Regions from separate parts of the Homo sapiens genome. Here region 1 is linked to region 2. Evidence: chromatin loops called from intact Hi-C (ENCODE). Cell type or tissue: mammary epithelial cell. All regions are shown on one strand. Each heading gives the region's core, and the rest is flanking DNA. Links, peaks and the distances in the headings are about the cores only. Region 1 has its middle 24 kb from the start of LDLRAP1. Region 2 overlaps RSRP1 (arginine and serine rich protein 1).

Region 1 (8,327 bases), core at 259-8,258, 280 kb after region 2:
GGAACTAGAGTCCATACTTAATTCAGATTTCCTTAGTTTGTATCTAATAGCCTTCTGCTCCAGGATCCCATCCAGGATGCCACATTCCATTTAGTTGTCATGTTTCCTTAGGTTCCCTTTAGCTGTGACAGTTCTGTTCCCTCTTTTTAGAATGCCTCACTCATTCATTCACCCCTTATGATCGGCACTCGAATGTTACCATCTCAGCTAATCAGACAGTCTCTATCCCTCTTCTCTGCTTTAGTCTTCTCAGTATTTGGCACTATCATATTTTTATTCTATTTAATTTATATTATTTGTTATCACCATCTATCGTATTTTTAATTTTTACTTTCTTCTTTTTTTTTTTTCCTCAGGCTGGAGTGCAGTGGCACGATCTTGGCCCACTGCAGCCTCTGCCTCCTGGGTTCAAGCAATTCTCCTGCCTCAGCCTCCTGAGTAGCTGGGATTACAGGTGCGCACCACCACGCCTGGCTAATTTTTTTCTTCTTCTTCTTTTTTTTTTTTTTTATTAGAGATGGGGTTTCGCCATGTGTGCCAGGCTGATCTGGAACTCCTGACCTCAGGTGATCCACCTGCTTCGGCCTCCCAAAGTGCTGGGATTACAGGCGTGAGCCACCACTCCCTGCTATTTTTACTTTCTTACTTTGTGGTTTGTCTCCCCTGACAGAAATGTCAGCTTCATGAGGGCAGGGGTTTTTATCTCTTTTCACTGCTGTATCCCTGGCACTTGGAATCATGCCTGGCACATAGTAGGTGCTCAATAAATGTTTGCTGAATGAGGGAAAGAGCACTAGAATCTGACTGGCAGCCTCCGGATCCTCTTTCCATCCGTAGTCTGCACTCCTGCCTCTCTTCCTCCTCAGAGCCTGCCCAGTCCTGAAGACACCAATAAGAGAAAAGCTTTCAAAGCTCCTCCCTCATGCCAGACCCCACGTGCCCTTCTCATTACTCTTACAGCAATCCTGGGGGGTTGGGAGAGTTACCTTGACCTCACAGATGAGGAAACTGAGGCTCAGAGAGGCAGGGAACATTTCCCAGGGTCACATAGGCAGGAAGTGGAGAAGCTGGGATTTAAACTCAGGCTGGTGTGCTCCAGGGCCTGGGTGCTTCAATCACAAGATTGTCCTACAAGTCCCCAAGACTGGGTGAGGGTGTCTAGGAAGTCAGGACCCCCTGGATGTCACCCCCTCCCAATGTGCTGTATTATCTTGTGGGCAGGAAACACTGAGGCTCTGAGGTAGGGGCTGAAGGAGCTATGACAAAGAGGTCACTCTGGGGAGTCCCTAATGCTACCCTTGAATAGCCTCTTCCCCCCACTGCACCCCAGTTTTTGCTCCTGATGTTGGCCACGCAGCTGCCCCATTCCGTTAGAGTGCTGTCTCCACAGCTGCTGACACCTGTCTTCCCCAGCTGTCCAGGAAGGCATCTGAACCTGAGTGACCACTTGCAGCTGCCATGACCAACACCCAACACCCAACACCCACTCTGGGAGGCCTCACCCTCCAAGGCTTGTACCAGGGCCTTATGTGGCTGACACTCAGCCTGGCTGTAAGGAAGGGGTCTCTGTCCAGCTCTGTCCCCGTGGCCTGGAAGCTCTCTGGAGGAGACCCTGAATCCCAATCTTTCCCTGCCACCTCCACCTTCTCTTCTGTACCCCAAGCTGAGATGGTATCACCAAGGGTTAGGGTTAGGGTTAGGATCTTTTGGTTGCAAGCAACAGAAAACCAAATCAAATGGGATTTAAGCAAAGGAAGTTAATTGGCTCATATCACTGAAAACTCCAGAGGGTACAGCTGGCTTCAGGAAGGGTGGACAAAGGGGCTCAGGTGTCACCATCAGACCTGTTTTCTCCCCGGTCTTGCCTCAGCTATGTCTCCTTTGAGTGTTGGCTTCATTGTCACTCTCTACCTGGTGGCAAGAAGGTACTGGCAGCCTCTAGTTCTACAGCCAGGTTCCCTCCAATGGTAAACAAGCAAAAGTCCTAAGAGCCACTCAGACTGACTCTGCCTGGCTCTGGCCACCCCTGAACCAGTCACTGTGGAACATGACACAGACTATGGCTGGGACTGGACTTGGGCACCCTATACCCAAGAAAAAACTGGGACACTCTTACCGCAATGGTAAGCAGGTGCTGGACACGAAAAACAGGAGATGCTGCTGACACCTGGGGGAGGCCTGTCCCCACCCACTCAGAGACACGCCCCCTGCCACCGATCCAGGGAAGTGCGCAGCAGGTCAGCCTTTGGCTGCCGTCAGTCGGCCAGTCTCCCACATCTCTGGGACTCCTCTTGCCACGTCGCAGCTGGGAGAGGCCTAGGGAGAGGGGCTGTGTGCACGGATTGGCAGTGGGAGAGAGATGTAGGCCAATCAGAATATCACGCGGGTTGGAAAGGGGGCTACTGTGCGCGAGGTGCCTTCTCGTGCCCTGCCTCAGTGGGACCCTCACCTTAGCTCCGTGCAGGTGAGGAGGCTGGGCCTGGGCCAAGCTCTCACAGCTACAGGGTGCTGGGTGGAAGGGGGCCTCCTGCACTCGGAGCTCTTGGCTTGTCTCCACCCAGCAGCTCCCTTGAGGAAGGTGGGGAAGGTCGCAGCTTTGTGCAAAGGGAGCGAGTACACAATGTGGCCGCCTCCTCTTTTCCATCCCATCACCTCTCATTTCACCAACCTGCCTGAGGCTGCAATCAACACTCCCCGCGTGTGGGGGCGGAGCCAACCCACGAGGCCATGCTTCAGGCCCCTGATTGGTTCAGGAGTAGCGCTTGACCTAATGAGGCGCTACCAATGGGATGCAAAGAGACGTTCCCTGGCCTTCTGCCAGAGCGGTTTCCCTGTTCTCCCAACAAACAAACATACCTGGACCACGTGGCGCGAGGATATTAAGTTTAAGATGGTGGCAGCAGTTTTTGAGACCTTGCAGAGAGAGCTGCTGAAAGCTGCTGGGGGCGCAGCCTCTCAGGTTGTACACGAGGTGCTGAGGTTTTTTGTTTTTAATTTATGTATTTATATGTATTTATTGAGACGGAGTCTTCCTCTGTCGCCCAGGCTGGAATGCAATGGCGCCATCTCGGCTCACTGCAACCTCCGCCTCCAGGGTTCAAGTGATTCTCCTGCCTCAGCCTCCTGAGTAGCTGGGATTACAGGCTCCCACCACCACGCCTGGCTAATTTTTGTATTTTTAGTAGAGACGTGGTTTCACCATGTCAGCCAGGCTGGTCTCAAACTCCTGACCTCACACGATTCACCTGCCTCAGCCTCCCAAAGTGCTGGGATTACAGTGTTTTTTTATTTTTATTTTGTTTATTTTTATTTTTTTAAGACAGAGTCTCAGTCTGTCTCCCAGGCTGGAGTGCAGTGGCGCGATCTCGGCTCACTGCAACCTCTGCTGCCTGGGTTCAAGCAATTCTCCTGCCTTAGCCTCCCGAGTAGCTGGGATTACAGGCACCTGCCAGCACACCCAGCTAATTTTTGTATTTTTAGTAGAGACGGGGTTTCACCATCTTGGCCAGGCTGGTCTTGAACTCCTGACCTCGTGATCCACCTGCCTCGGCCTCCCAAAGTGCTGGGATTACAGTCGTGAGCCACCGCGCCTGGCCCGTTTTTTATTTTTTTAGGGTCAGAGTCTCGCTCTGTCACCTTTCAGGCTGGAGGGTGGTGGCATGATCATAGCTCACTGTAGTCTTCAACTCCAGGGCTCAAGCCATCCACTCATCTCAGCTTCCTGAGTAGTTAGGACTACAGGCATGGACCACCACGACTGGCTAATTTTTAACTTTTTTATTTTTGGAGAGCCAGAGTTTCGCTATGTTATCCAGGCTGGTCTCATAACTCCTGAGCTCAAGTGATCCCCTTGCCTCGGCCTCCCAAAGCACTGCTAGGCGTGAGCTACCAGGCCTGGCCCAAGGCACTGAGGTTTGGACTCAGGCTGCCTCCTGCCTCAGCCAGAGTGATGAGCACTCATCCCTTCTGTGTGCTCACCCACCACAGGCCTAGCAGGGACATCTAACTGCAGTAAACTTGTCCTGAATAAATGAACAGCAGGATGAGTGATGCCTGCCCTCAACTTCCTCTCCCAAATGAGCTACTGAACTGGACTTGGGTCCCCTTCAGTTGCTCCCTCCCCCATCTCAAATGTCTCTCAGCCTCAGTCCCCTCATCTGCATAATGTGCATAATAATGGTATCCTAGAATTGTTGTGGAAACTAGAGTTAATATATGTCTGGGACATAGTAGGTACATAGCAAATGCCAATTATTATTATTATTATTATTATTGGTATTATTTCTCTCCAGGAACTTTAGTTTCCTCAGCTGTGAAATAGCAATTCATTTATTCATTCAACCAACTGCTGATCATCGCCCATGTGCCGGCCATTGTGGTTAAGACCTAGAACAGTAGCAGATGAATGAGTCATGGTCTCTGCTTGGAGGGACTAACCTTCTGGTGTGGCGGACAGTCATGTTAAAACCCAGGCCTGGCACAGTGGCTCATGCCTGTATTCCCAGCACTTTGGGAGGCTGAGGCAGGCAGATCTCTTGAGATCAGGAGTTCGAGACCAGCCTGGCCAAGATGGTGAAACCCCGTCTCTACTAAAAATACAAAAATTAGCCGGGCATGGTGGTGTGCGCCAGTAGTCTTAGCTACTTGGGAGGCTGAGGCACGAGAATCACTTGAACACGGAGGTGGAGGTTGCAATGAGCCGAGAGCCGAGATAACCCACTGCACTCCAGCCTGGGCAACAGAGCAAGACTCCGTCTCAAAAAAAAAAAAAAAAACGGAATTAAAACCCAGTGGGAGGAGAGCCACAATATATGTAAAGTCTATGTAGAAGTTAGGCAGCCTAGGGGTGGTGGGCAGCTATCTCCAGAATTGGGCTAATTGAGGGGAAGGATGAGAGCTGACTGTGTCCCTTGCTCTTTCTGGCTTCTCGAGTTGGCATGAAAACTTTTGGGGTGGGCTTCACTGGCTGTTGACTAGGACCATACAGACAGATCACCAGAAAGCCCAGGCTTAGGGTAGGTAGATGAAAGTTAAGGATCAGGGAAGAATGAACCAAACTATATCTCAGGCATTTTCCCCTAAAATGTTACCTTAGTTTTTAAGAATCAAGTGAAATAATATATAAATCTAATTCTTTAAAGACTTTTATCCTTTTGAAAAATGAGTGCAATTTATTTTAATAGAGGTGAATCTGTGATATGAGTAGCCACATTACACCGCCACCTGGTGGCAGCATACTAAAGTCACAGGTTTGTTTTCCTTTGAGACCAAGGGTACACCACAAACTCAGTTGTTTTTGGACGTGAGCAAAGATACCAAAGCCATTTTCCCCTTTCCCCTTCTCCCCAACCCTCTACTAAAACCCACTTCCATGGTTGGAGCTCCCAAGCTTCCAGCATTTTTGATTCAGCCACACCTGCTCCAGTTTCCAGCAGAGAAGCCAGCCTAGTTTTCCTCCCCATCTCCTGCCTCAGGCCCATCCTGCCCTCCAACTCTACATCAGAGCTAAACTCCCCAAGCCCTCGGCTCAGGCCCCAAGGGGAATGTGGATCAGGGAGAGAACCCTGCCCGAGGGTAAAGGTTAAGAGTGCAGATGCTACATGCACTGATGTGGGTTTGAATCTCCAGCTGACCACTTATTGGCTGTGGTCTCTCTACATCTCTAAGGCCTCTCTGAGCTTCACTTTCCCCATCTGGAAAAAGTGGGATGCAGTCTGGATTTCTTTTTCTTTTCTTTTTTTGAGATGGAATTTCACTCTTGTCACCCAGGCTAGAGTACAATCTTGGCTCACTGCAACCTCCACCACCCAGGTTCAAGCGATTCTCCTGCCTCAGCCCCCCGAGTAGCTGGAACTATAGTCATGTGCCACCACACCTGGCTAATTTTTGTGTTTTTAGTAGCGACAGGGTTTCACCACGTTGGCCAGGCTGGTCTCGAACTCCTGACCTCAGGTGTTCCACCTGCCTCGGCCTCCCAAAGTGCTGGGATTACAGCGTGAGCTACCATCCCCAGCCTGGATTTTTTTTTTTTTTTTTTTGAGACATTTTCACTCTGTCACCCAGCCTCTTTCTCCTCTGCTCAAGCAATCCTCCTGCCTCAGCCTCCCAAGTAGCTGAGACTACAGGCACATACCACCATGCCTGGCTAATTTGTTTTTTGTTTTAGAGATGGGGTCTCACTATGTTGCCCAGGCAGCTCTCCAACTCCTGGGCTCAAGAGATGCTCCTGCCTCAGCCTCCCAAAATGCTGGGATTATAGGCATGAGCCACTGCACTCAGCCCTAACAGAGATTTCTTCTTCTTTCTGTTACACGTCCTTCTACTCTTCTTTCTACAAGAACTGGCGTGGGTGGAGACCAAGAAATGCTGGGGAGGAGAGGAATGGAGAAGATCATGAGAAGCAGAATGCCCCTTCACTGCTCTTCCACCCTTTGCCGGAAATGTCTAAGGCCTGTCCTGTAGGACCTCCCTCTCAGGCTCCTCTCCCCATCCCAACCTCTCCAGTTCCCTCCGCCAAAGTTCCTCTGAGCCTGGTCCCCAACACCCTGGGTCATCTGAGAACCCACTTCGCATTGAATGGGCCATGACTGCCTCCCACCCACCCTGACCTCCCCACTCCACCCCCAGCTTGGGGCATTTGCACTGTGTTCCAGGCATTCTGGAAGGGGAGAAGTTTTGGAGCTGGGCTTCCTCAAACTTGGCAATCACTGGAGCTCTGTCCTAAAGCTTAGGAAATCAGCTTTCCACCCAATGGTGATGCTGTCTGGATCTTGTGTGGCCTTGGTCAAGTCACACACTCTCCCTTGAGCCCTGAATTCCCCATCCCGATATAGACCAGCTCTGACAGCATGGCTGCTGGGCCTGCCGAAGGGGTGGGCAGGGTGGGCAGGTCCTCTCCCCCCACCCACTTTCTCCTTGGAGAACCCCAGGATCCTGCTCAGAGGAGGAAGCAGTGCTCCCCCTAGGGAAGCGGATCCCAGGGGACTCCAGAATCCTCCCCCACACTCTGCGGGCAGCCAGCACTAAGTGCTGTATTAATTATTACCAGCCTCCCCTGGGAAGCAAATTCAAAGTGAGGTCACCATGGTAACCCAGACACTGCAATGTGACCAAATTTTTAAAGTGCTCAACATGTTCCAGGCAAATTACCTATCGATGGAAGAGAAAAGAATGAGGCTTCAATCCCACAGTTCAGTGGCCTTAGGAAGAAAAGCCCAGAAGCTCCCATGGGGCCTGGAACCTTTCTACAAAGGAGTGAGGCGGGGACAGGGATGGGAGATCAGAGCCCCACCTCGAGAGAGCAGAGCAGAGATGGAAATGACATCCAGGGTCCTGAATGATCTCTTATGGGTGGGCATGAGGCCTGGCCAGAGAGCCAGAGGGCCTGGGTCCTAGGACCAGCTCTGCCACCATTTAGCTCTGCAGCCCCAGGCCAGTCCCTTGCCCTCTCTGAGCCTCCAGTAAAGCCTCACCCAGAAGTATTTCTTAAAGGACCAGAGAGATGAACCATAGTGAGTTATTAACCTCATATATGAGGGTACGGGGTGGTAAGAAGAAGGGTGAGGGGTTTTTGCGAATCAGGCTTCTAAGGCAGAGACCTAGATTCAAATCCCACTTCTGCCATCCAGCAGCTGTGTGACCTTGGGTCAGAGACTTCACCCCTCTGAGTTGGCTTCCTTACCTGTAAGAGGGGGGCCAATCACAGTCCCACCGCCTCTGGGTGGTTATGAAGTTTAAATCAGATAATCCATGAAAAGCACTCGGCACAGCACCCTGGACAGAGTAGGGCCCCCTGTCATCATCTCTGCTGCCAATTAATAAGTGTCCCACGTGCCAGGCTCTAAGCTGAGCATGATGAACATGATCCATCACCAAATCCTCGCCACATCCTTCCCATGAGGCGGGTGCCATTGTTACTCCACTTTACAGGTGTGGAAATGGAAAGTAAAGCTAGCAGGGCGAGGCAACTCACCAAAGCACACAGATACCCATGGTGGGGGCCTGGATCCTGACCCAGGACCTTCTTCCTCCAGAACTCAGGCCCCTAACCATTCACCTGAGTGAAATGAGATGTGTATTGAGTGCCCAACACAAATGCGTGGCACATTGTTGGTACTCACTAATAGTGGCCACTCACTGGCACATTCAGGGTTCACGTCATAGCCACCGTTTTGCCCCGATCCCCGTCTTCTGGCACTTGGGAACCTGGATCTGGTGGATTCAGCACTTGCATGGCTCAGGCAGTGATGAGGGAATTAAAGGCAGGGACCCACCCCTTCTTCCTGAGCAAGGGTCCCCTCTTCAGGCCACGGCCCAAAGGTGCATCA
Region 2 (8,327 bases), core at 95-8,094:
GAGGCCAAGGCGGGTGGATCACGAGGTCAGGAGATCAAGACTATCCTGGCTAACATGGTGAAACCTCGTCTCTACTAAAAAATTAGCTGGGCATGGTGGCGGGCGCCTGTAGTCCCAGCTACTCAGGAGGCTGAGGCAGGAGAATGGCGTGAACCCGGGAGGCGGAGCTTGCAGTGAGCCCAGATTGTGCCACTGCACTCCTGGGAGACACAGATTCCGTCTCAAAAAAAAAAAAAAAAAAACCACACAATTACATGTGGTTTTGTGCCTCTTGGATTTCAGTTATTGGGGAAGAGTAGTGCTTACATCCTTCTTATTTTACTGTTATTAAGAATCCTGGCTGGCACGGTGGCTCAAGCCTGTAATCCCAGCACTTTGGGAGGCCAAGGCAGGAGAATCCTTTGAGCGCAGGAGTCCAAGACCAGCCCTGGCAACATAGCGAGACCTCATCTCTACGCATGGTAGCCTGCCCCCGTAGTCCCAGCTACTCGAGAGGCTGAGGTGAGAGGATTGCTTGAGCCTGGGAGGTCAAGGCTGCAGTGAGCCCTGATCACACCACTGCACTTCAGCCTGGGTGACAGAGCGAGACCCTGTCTTGAAAAAAAAAAAAAAAAATCCTATTCCTGCCAGTAAAATTGGGCTCTATATTACCAATTTGTTTATATTGCAAATTAAAATCTGCAAGTCTGGACTTAAAAAAATGGAAATGTTTGTAATTAACTAAAGTTTCTGGAAGTGATAAGCAGTATAGAAAGGAAAGATGTGTGGTAAAAATTGCTCAACTGATTTTGTAAGGATTTATTAAGAGTATTCACAGGATTTTCAACATTGCTTTTCTGTGCAATATGATAATTTGTGTGATTTTTAAAAACTGGGCTGGCTACAGTGGCTCACGCCTGTAATCCCAGCACTTTGGGAGGCCGAGGTGGGTGATTTGCCTGAGCTCAGGAGTTTCACACCAGCCTGGTCAACACAGTGAAACCCCGTCTCTACTAAAAATACAAAAAATTAGCCAGGCGTGACTGCGTGCGCCTGTAGTCCCAGCTACTCGGGAGGGTGAGGCAGGAGAATCACTTGAATCCAGAAGGCGGAGGTTGCAGTGAGCTCAGATGGCGCCACTGCACTCCAGCCTGGGCGACACAGCAAGAGTCCGGCTCAAAATAAAACAAACAAACAAAAAAAAAACTGTTATGAACTGTATCATTTCTCTATTGTGGCATAACAAATCATCCCAAAACTTGGTACCTTAGCACAAATATTATTTTATTATTATCTCTCATAGGTCTGAGAATTGGTGTGGTTCTCACACAGGGTCTCTCATGCAGTTGCAGTCAGATTAGGGGCTGGGGCTGGAATCATTGTAAAGGTTTCCTCACTCAGAAGTCTTGTGGTTGATGTTGGCTGTAGGCCTGAACGCCCACACCTGGCCTCTCCATTGGCCTGGACTTCCTCAAAGCATGGGGGCTGGGTTTTAAGAACAAGTATCCCAAGAGAACTAGGTGGAATCTGTTTCACTTTTTATGACTTAGTCTCAGAATTCACAGTGTCACTCCCTCCATAGTCACAGATTCAAGGATTAGGGATACAGACTCTACTTCTAGATAGAAGGAGTGCCAATGTTACATTGTAAGACTAGCACATAGAATGGAAGATCTTCCAGCATCTAGAAAAATTCAATTAGACACATCACTTGTTCTGTTCTTTGTTAATAAATATGTATAAATATAATTTGAACAGACTTCTTATAAGACTCCAATTTTTTAAATTGTTGCCATGTCCTGTTGAAAAAGAATTTGTGCTACATATTTTCTGTCTGCCCTGTTAGAACTACTCTCCATTGGTCTCCATGTTCTGTGTCCCTGAGTGCTAGCCTGAATGAACTGCATCAGTAAACTCTCTTGCCCTCTACCTTCTTGGGTCCTGCCAATGCACAGTACCTACATAAGATCAGAGGTTTGGAAGAAATGAGGTCAAGGTATTTATTCCCTGGCTGGATTACGGATTTGGTATATTTCCGTAGTCACCGCTTATGTCTGAAGACTATCTTCTATCCCTCCTGTCTCAGCCTCCCGAGTAGCTGGGACTACAGGCACCTGCCAACATGCCCGGCTCATTTTTGTATTTTTAGTAGAGACAGTTTCACCTTGTTGATCAGGCTGGTCTCAAACACCTGACCTCAGGTGATCCACCCGCCTCGGTCTCCTAAAGTGTTGAGATTACAGGCGTGAGCCACCGCGCCCGGCCTAACCCTATACTTTCTGGATTCCCATTGCTGCTCCCTTCTTTTGCCTCTTTTGGGGTAGTAGTAGTGAGGGATCCCCCTGTTGATAGCGCTGGTATGCTTCACTCTGGTTGGTTTTTCTTACCCAGTCTACAACTTTGTAAACAGTCCCTTTATTAAGCTCTCCTTAATTACTTAGCATATGTAAGCCTAGTAACATAACTTTCAAAACCTGTAATTCTGATAAGTGATCTTACTGAAAATAATTTTATAATTGACTTTATTTTTAAAAGACAGGGTCTCATTATGTTATTTAGGCTGGTTTTGAAATCCCAGCCTCAAGTGATCCTCCATCCTCAGACTCTTCCTCTGAGTAGTTGGGATTACAGGCATGAGCCACCATGCCTGGTTTATAATTGACATTTTTGTATTCTTAAAGAATGTAAATACCTGTAATATTGCTCTATCAAATCATCTATAACATAGAGAAAATTCCTGTTACTCTGCTATATTTGCTTTTTTTTTTTTTTTTTTTTTTTTTTTTGAGACAAGGTCTTGCTCTGTTGGCTAGGCTGGAGGGCAGTGGCACAATCTTGGCTCACTGCAACCTCTGCCTCCTAGAGGATACTCCCATCTCAGCCTCCCGAGTAGCTGCGACTACAGGCACCTGCAACTATGTCCGGCTAATACTTCAATTTTGAGGGGCTGGCAGGGTCAGAGGTAGGGGACGGGGTCTTGCTCTGTTGCCCAGGCTGGTCTTGAACTCCTGGGCTCAGGTAATCCTCCCACCTCAGCCTCCCAAAGTGCTGGGATTACAGGAGTAAGCCACAGTGCCTGGCCAAATATTTGCTATTTTAATAGAGGTTAAGAAATGTCTCATTTAAATTAACTACATTAGGCCGGGCTCAGTGGCTTATGCCTGTAATCCCAGCACTTTGTAAGGCCTAGGTGGGCGGATCACTTGAGGTCAGGAATTCCAGGCCAGCCTGACCAACATGGTGAAACCCCGTCTCTACTAAAAATACAAAATTTAGCCGGGCGTGGTGGCGGGCGCCTGTAATTCTAGCTGCTCGGGAGGCTGAGACAGGAGAATCACTTGAACCCAAGCGGCAGAGGTTGCCGTGAGCTGAGATCGCGCCACTGCACTCCAACCTGGGCGATAGAGCGAGATCCGTTCAAAATTTGGGGTTCAAAAAAACCCCAAATTAACTACATTAAACAAGCAACTCCACACTTATGTAATTACATGTATGTAAGTGCTGCAAAGAAGAAAATGTAAAAATGTATGAAGAGCTGTAACAGAGGAAACTGACTTTTAAAGTGGTGAGCTGGCTTCCCTAAAGAAAGGCATTTAAGGAAATCTGAGGAAGGAGAGGGATAGTCTGCCTTCAGAGTTTTGTTTTTGAGATAGGTCTCACTGTCACCCAGGCTGAGAGGCTGAGATCATAGCTCACTTCGTCCTCGCGTCTCCAGCACAGGTCCGGGTTTCTCCACCCAATGCGCCTGCGCACAGGCCTAGCCCAGTCGGACGCAGCCCAGGACTGCCAGGGGTGGGGATTGCCTGGGTCCCCCAGGAAGGGCCGGGTTACGTCCGGAAAAGTGAGGCCCGGGGTTCCAGTTAATTGTTACCGGAAGTGGAGGGAAGCGTTGCCAGGGGAGGGCGGAGACTGTGGCTGACAAGATGGGTGGCAGGCCCTTCCCTGGGGGTATCGAGGTAGGGACGTTTGTGGCTACGTCTGTCCTAGAGGAGGAGACGATGCCAGGGGAGAGGGAGACGCAGACACTGGGACTGGGTCGCCAGCAGAGGGCCTCGGAAGCCAAGCCACCCCGTCTGAAGACGCTTCTCCTTACGGAGCCCAGAAGCGCGAACGGAGACTGCGCAGATCCCGTGCGCTGCGCCGGAAACGGATGCATAGTCTCGGACACCAGCTCAGACCTGCCGCCTGGCCAGGTCCGTGCGCGTTTGTAGTTTGTAAAGAAATGTTCTAATGTGTATATTTCCACGTTTATCTGTATATTATTCACTTGGGTTGTCTTCTGTTTGTGTTTAATGTGAAGCCTAGAGTTGACCTTGGGAGCTTCAGAGGTAGGGTGCTAATTTTTCTTGCAAGCTATGTAGGTAGTGAAAGGAAGGTGACAATGACTACAGGAAATTCACCCTAGTCCCTCTTCTTCCCCAGAAGTGGTCACAATTACAGGTGCTTTCCTGTTCCACGCTCTATTGCATAGCCCAGGTGCATTTATGGGAACAAAACCATGGAGATAGACACTGATCTTTAATAACATTCTGTAAAATGCCATCCTTCAAAAACCAAATATCCTTGTAAGAAAGTTAAAACATTTGGTGAAACTATTATTTTAGGCCAGGCACAGTGGCTCACGCCTGTAATGCCTACACTTTGGGGGCGCCGAAGCAGGAGGACTGCTTGAAGACCAGCCTAGGGTAACAGAAATCCCACTCATCTTTACCCCCAAAAAATTAGCCAGGTGCGATGGCATAAGCCTGTATGGTAGAGGCTGTGGCAGGATTCCCTGAGCCCTGGAGTTCAAGGTTGCAGCAAGCTGTGACTGTGCACTACAGCCTGGGTGATGGAGCAAGAAACCCCTTCTCTAAAAAATAAAGTGTCTATAAAAATCAGTCTTACTTAGACCAGCTGTCAAGATTCTCCAGTTCATAAAGTGTAATACCCACTTAAAATTTTATGTGCTTAACGGTCAGGCGCAGTGGCTCACGCCTGTAATCCCAGCACTTTCGGAGGCCGAGGCTGGTGAATCCCCTGAAGTCAGGAGTTCCAGACCAGCCTGACCAACATGGACAAACCCCATCTCTACTAAAAATACAAGCCTGTAATCCCAGCTACTTGGGAGGCTGAGGCAGGATAATCGCTTGAACCCAGGAGGTGGAGGTTGCGATGAGCCAGGATTGTGCCATTGCACTGCAGCCTGGGCAACAAGAGCAAAACTCCGTCTCAAAAAAAAAAAAAAAAAAAAAAACGTGCTTCATATTCTTCCCAGCCGGGTGCAGTGGCTCACACCTGTAATCCCAGCACTTCGGGAGGCTGAGCAGGGTGGATCACCCGAGGTCAGGAGTTCTAGACCAGCCAGGCCAAGATGGCAAAACCCCGTCTCTACTAAAAATACAAAAACTAGCTGGGTATGGGGGCACATGCCTGTAGTCCCAGCTACTCAGGAGGCTGAGGCAGGAGAATCGCTTGAACCCGGGAGGTGGAAGTTGCAGTGAGTGGAGACTGTGCCACTGCACTCCAGCCTGGGTGACAGAGAGAGACTCGGTCTCCAAAAAAAAATCATTCCCAGTTACAGTAGCACCAATACATTTCAAATTAAGAGTTTATTTAGAATACTTTGGCCGGGTGCAGTGGCTCACACGTGTAATCCCAGCTCTTTGGGAGGCCAAGGCGGGTGGATCACAAGGTCAGGAGATCGAGACCATCCTAACACGGTGAAACCCCATCTCTACTAAAAATACAAAAAAATTAGCCAGGCATGGTGGCAGGCGCCTGTAGTCCCAGCTACTCGGGAGGCTGAGGCAGGAGAATGGCGTGAACCCAGGAGGTGGAGCTTGCAGTGAGCCCAGATCGCACCACTGCACTCCATCTCAAAAAAAAAGTTTACTTAGAATGCTTTTTTAAAAGCATAATAATTTTAACTATACCTCAGATTTTACAGCTTAATGAGGCATTCTATTCCTCCTCTTTCTGGCTTAGTTTCTTGCCTTGAAGCCCAGTATTCCATAAATTTTTTAGGGCAATTTTTCAAGTTGAAGTATTGACCTCAGTTGGGAATATTGTTAAAATTCAGTTTCTAATTCAGCAGGTCTAGGGTAGGGACTTGAGATTCAGCATTTCTCAAAATCTCAGGTAGGGCCAGTCAGCCTTGGACTTGGGATTAACAGGGCTTTAATCAACACACACCACCTTATATCTCTACATTAAATAAAGATCCATTAGGTTATATATATACAATAAAGACTAAGAATGAAAACAAGAAATTTATTAAATATACAAAACAGGAATACAGTTCAATTACTGTGTCTAAAAAATTTCATTTTTACATAACCAAGACAATATTTACAACTATATACAAAAGACTCCCACCTGTGCATAACCTTTGGTCCATCTGTGCTATCTCTCATATCTGCAAGAGAAACCTAAAATGTTAATATTTGAGTGTTAAGTATTTACATCTTTTTGTGTTGGTTTTTAAATGCACAAGTACCCCTGAATGGCTCAAAGGGATGGGATAATGCTAGAAACACTAACTTGCAATAAAGTGCAGTTTTCATGCAAACTTAGCCATCAGTTTTCTTCTTTTAGATAGGTATCCACAGTCCATATGGACTTTTTTTCTGATCTATTTTTGGTGATCTTGAAGATGCCTCTTCTGTGGCAGCTTTAGCTGATTTTTGTATTGGCTTTGCTACAGAATTCTGTAAAAGAACAAATTCAGTCAGCTTCCCAAACATACATTGTACACTTTTTTCACAAAAAAAAGTACATTAAATAATCCCATGTATGAGCCTTAGAGATATTATCAATTGCTGGGCGCGGTGGCTCACGCCTGTAATCCCAGCACTTTGGAAGGCTGACACGGGCGGATCACGAGGTCAGATGTAGACCATCCTGGCCAACATGGTGAAACCCTGTCTCCTAAAAATACAAAAATTAGCCGGGCGTGGTGGCATGCGCCAGTAGTCTCAGCTACTCGGGAGGCTGAGGCAGGAGAATCGCTTGAACCCAGGAGGCAGGCAGAAGCTGCAGTGAGCCAAGATTGCACCACTACACTCCAGCCTGGGCAACAGAGCAAGACTCTGTCTCAAAACAAAAAAAAAAGGATTATCAACCAAACACATAGTGTGAACCTTAATTGTAGCTTGATTCAAAAAGTGAAGTGAAGATACTGGGGCAGCAGGGAGACACTGGACATACACAAGATACACAAGGTATAATGATTTTGAGGCTTCGTTTTTGAAACTCTTATTTTAAAACATTGTGATTAAGGAGTATTCTAAAGATTTCCCTTTAAAATATTTCAATAAAAAAGGGGGGACACTTAAAAGAATGGCAAAATATCGGAACTAACGTGAATGTTATATATATTACAAACCCATTATAATGGCCACTTATAAAAGTGGCTCAAAAACAAATGATTTTAATTCTATTTAAAAAGTGTGTCAGTAGGCCCCCAACTATCACCACAAAGATAAAAACACAAAGATGCAAAAATACATCCTAAATCCAATTTTTGAGTGTTCAATGCCTGGATATACTTACATTAGAGCTAAAAGCTATGCTTCTTTGCTGGGTAGGTTTTTCATTGGGATTTCGAGTTCCATCTTCTGTTACCTTTTCCGACAGCTAGACAGGTTAAGAAAAAGTGTAATTTTAAAACACATACCCTTGGTTTCTAAATCCTATATTAAAAAATAGCCTAATTGTAAACAAAATTTAGCTGTAGACACAAAAATCAACTTGGATCTAACAGCCTAAGTAACAGAACTATTGAGTTTTCCCCTTAACAAAACTGATTTAATATTAGGCTTAAGACACTCTTCCCATAATTATTTTACTTCCCTGCTGGCAAATTTAAACTAATTTTTTAATCAGTTTTCTCAGGTTGAATCAAGTTCACTTTTGAAATGTAAAGCCACATCAGAAAATACGTTTTAAGAAACTAAGGCATTTGCCAGTTAGGCACCTAATCGTCTGAACAAAGACCTTGTCTACTAATACTGAGCAAACCCACATCTGGGCCCAATTACACAGATTCATTTAGATACAGCATTTTTTTTTTTTAAGCCCCCGAGACGGGAGTCTTGCTCTGTCACCCAGGCTGGAGTGAAAAGTACAGTGCAATTTGCTAATGCACATCCTGCACATTTCTGGAGAATTATAATAAACTTATCTGCAAGTGAAGCAGGCCTCCTCTTCTGTAATCTCTCAAAACATCTGGAATATATTGCATATATTATGAAAGGGACATCTTTTTCACAGATGCCCCACCGTTACAACGTGTACCTTTGCTTAGTTTAAAAATTGACTTTAATACTTTATGCAAATAGTGCCTGTCCCAAATTCTAGCATGCACA

What was found. Hi-C counts contacts between places; a loop is a spot of excess contacts. Peaks named below come from ENCODE experiments on the same cell type or tissue, not always from the same donor. Only the 100,000 strongest peaks of a DNase experiment are listed, where the experiment ranks them.
Region 1: it touches region 2 in a loop (5-fold over the local background); 6 of 110 quality-filtered maps call a loop at or near these places.

Annotation. Positions count from the first base shown.
Region 1 is chr1:25,515,422-25,523,748 of GRCh38, forward strand. No RefSeq gene overlaps it. Among named protein-coding and RNA genes, the nearest start is that of LDLRAP1, 24 kb to the right of the region's middle. RefSeq lists enhancers at 2,432-3,079, 3,248-3,842. In mammary epithelial cell, for the core only: a CTCF peak has its summit at 5,227 (motif pointing left); a DNase peak (open chromatin) is centred at 4,410.
Region 2 is chr1:25,236,038-25,244,364 of GRCh38, forward strand. It overlaps RSRP1 (arginine and serine rich protein 1), which reads right to left. Exons shown (of 5, transcript NM_020317.5): 4 at 7,513-7,596; 5 at 6,212-6,668. The coding sequence ends at 6,552. It overlaps LOC124903881 (a long non-coding RNA gene), which reads left to right. Exons shown (of 2, transcript XR_007065555.1): 2 at 3,967-4,236. Among named protein-coding and RNA genes, the nearest start is that of RSRP1, 7.3 kb to the right of the region's middle. RefSeq lists enhancers at 2,756-3,542, 3,543-4,328, 3,870-3,999, 4,020-4,069, 4,140-4,339 and a silencer at 3,600-3,649. In mammary epithelial cell, for the core only: a CTCF peak has its summit at 4,021 (motif pointing right); DNase peaks (open chromatin) are centred at 1,424 and 3,924; H3K4me3 peaks cover 1,314 bases; H3K27ac peaks cover 1,974 bases.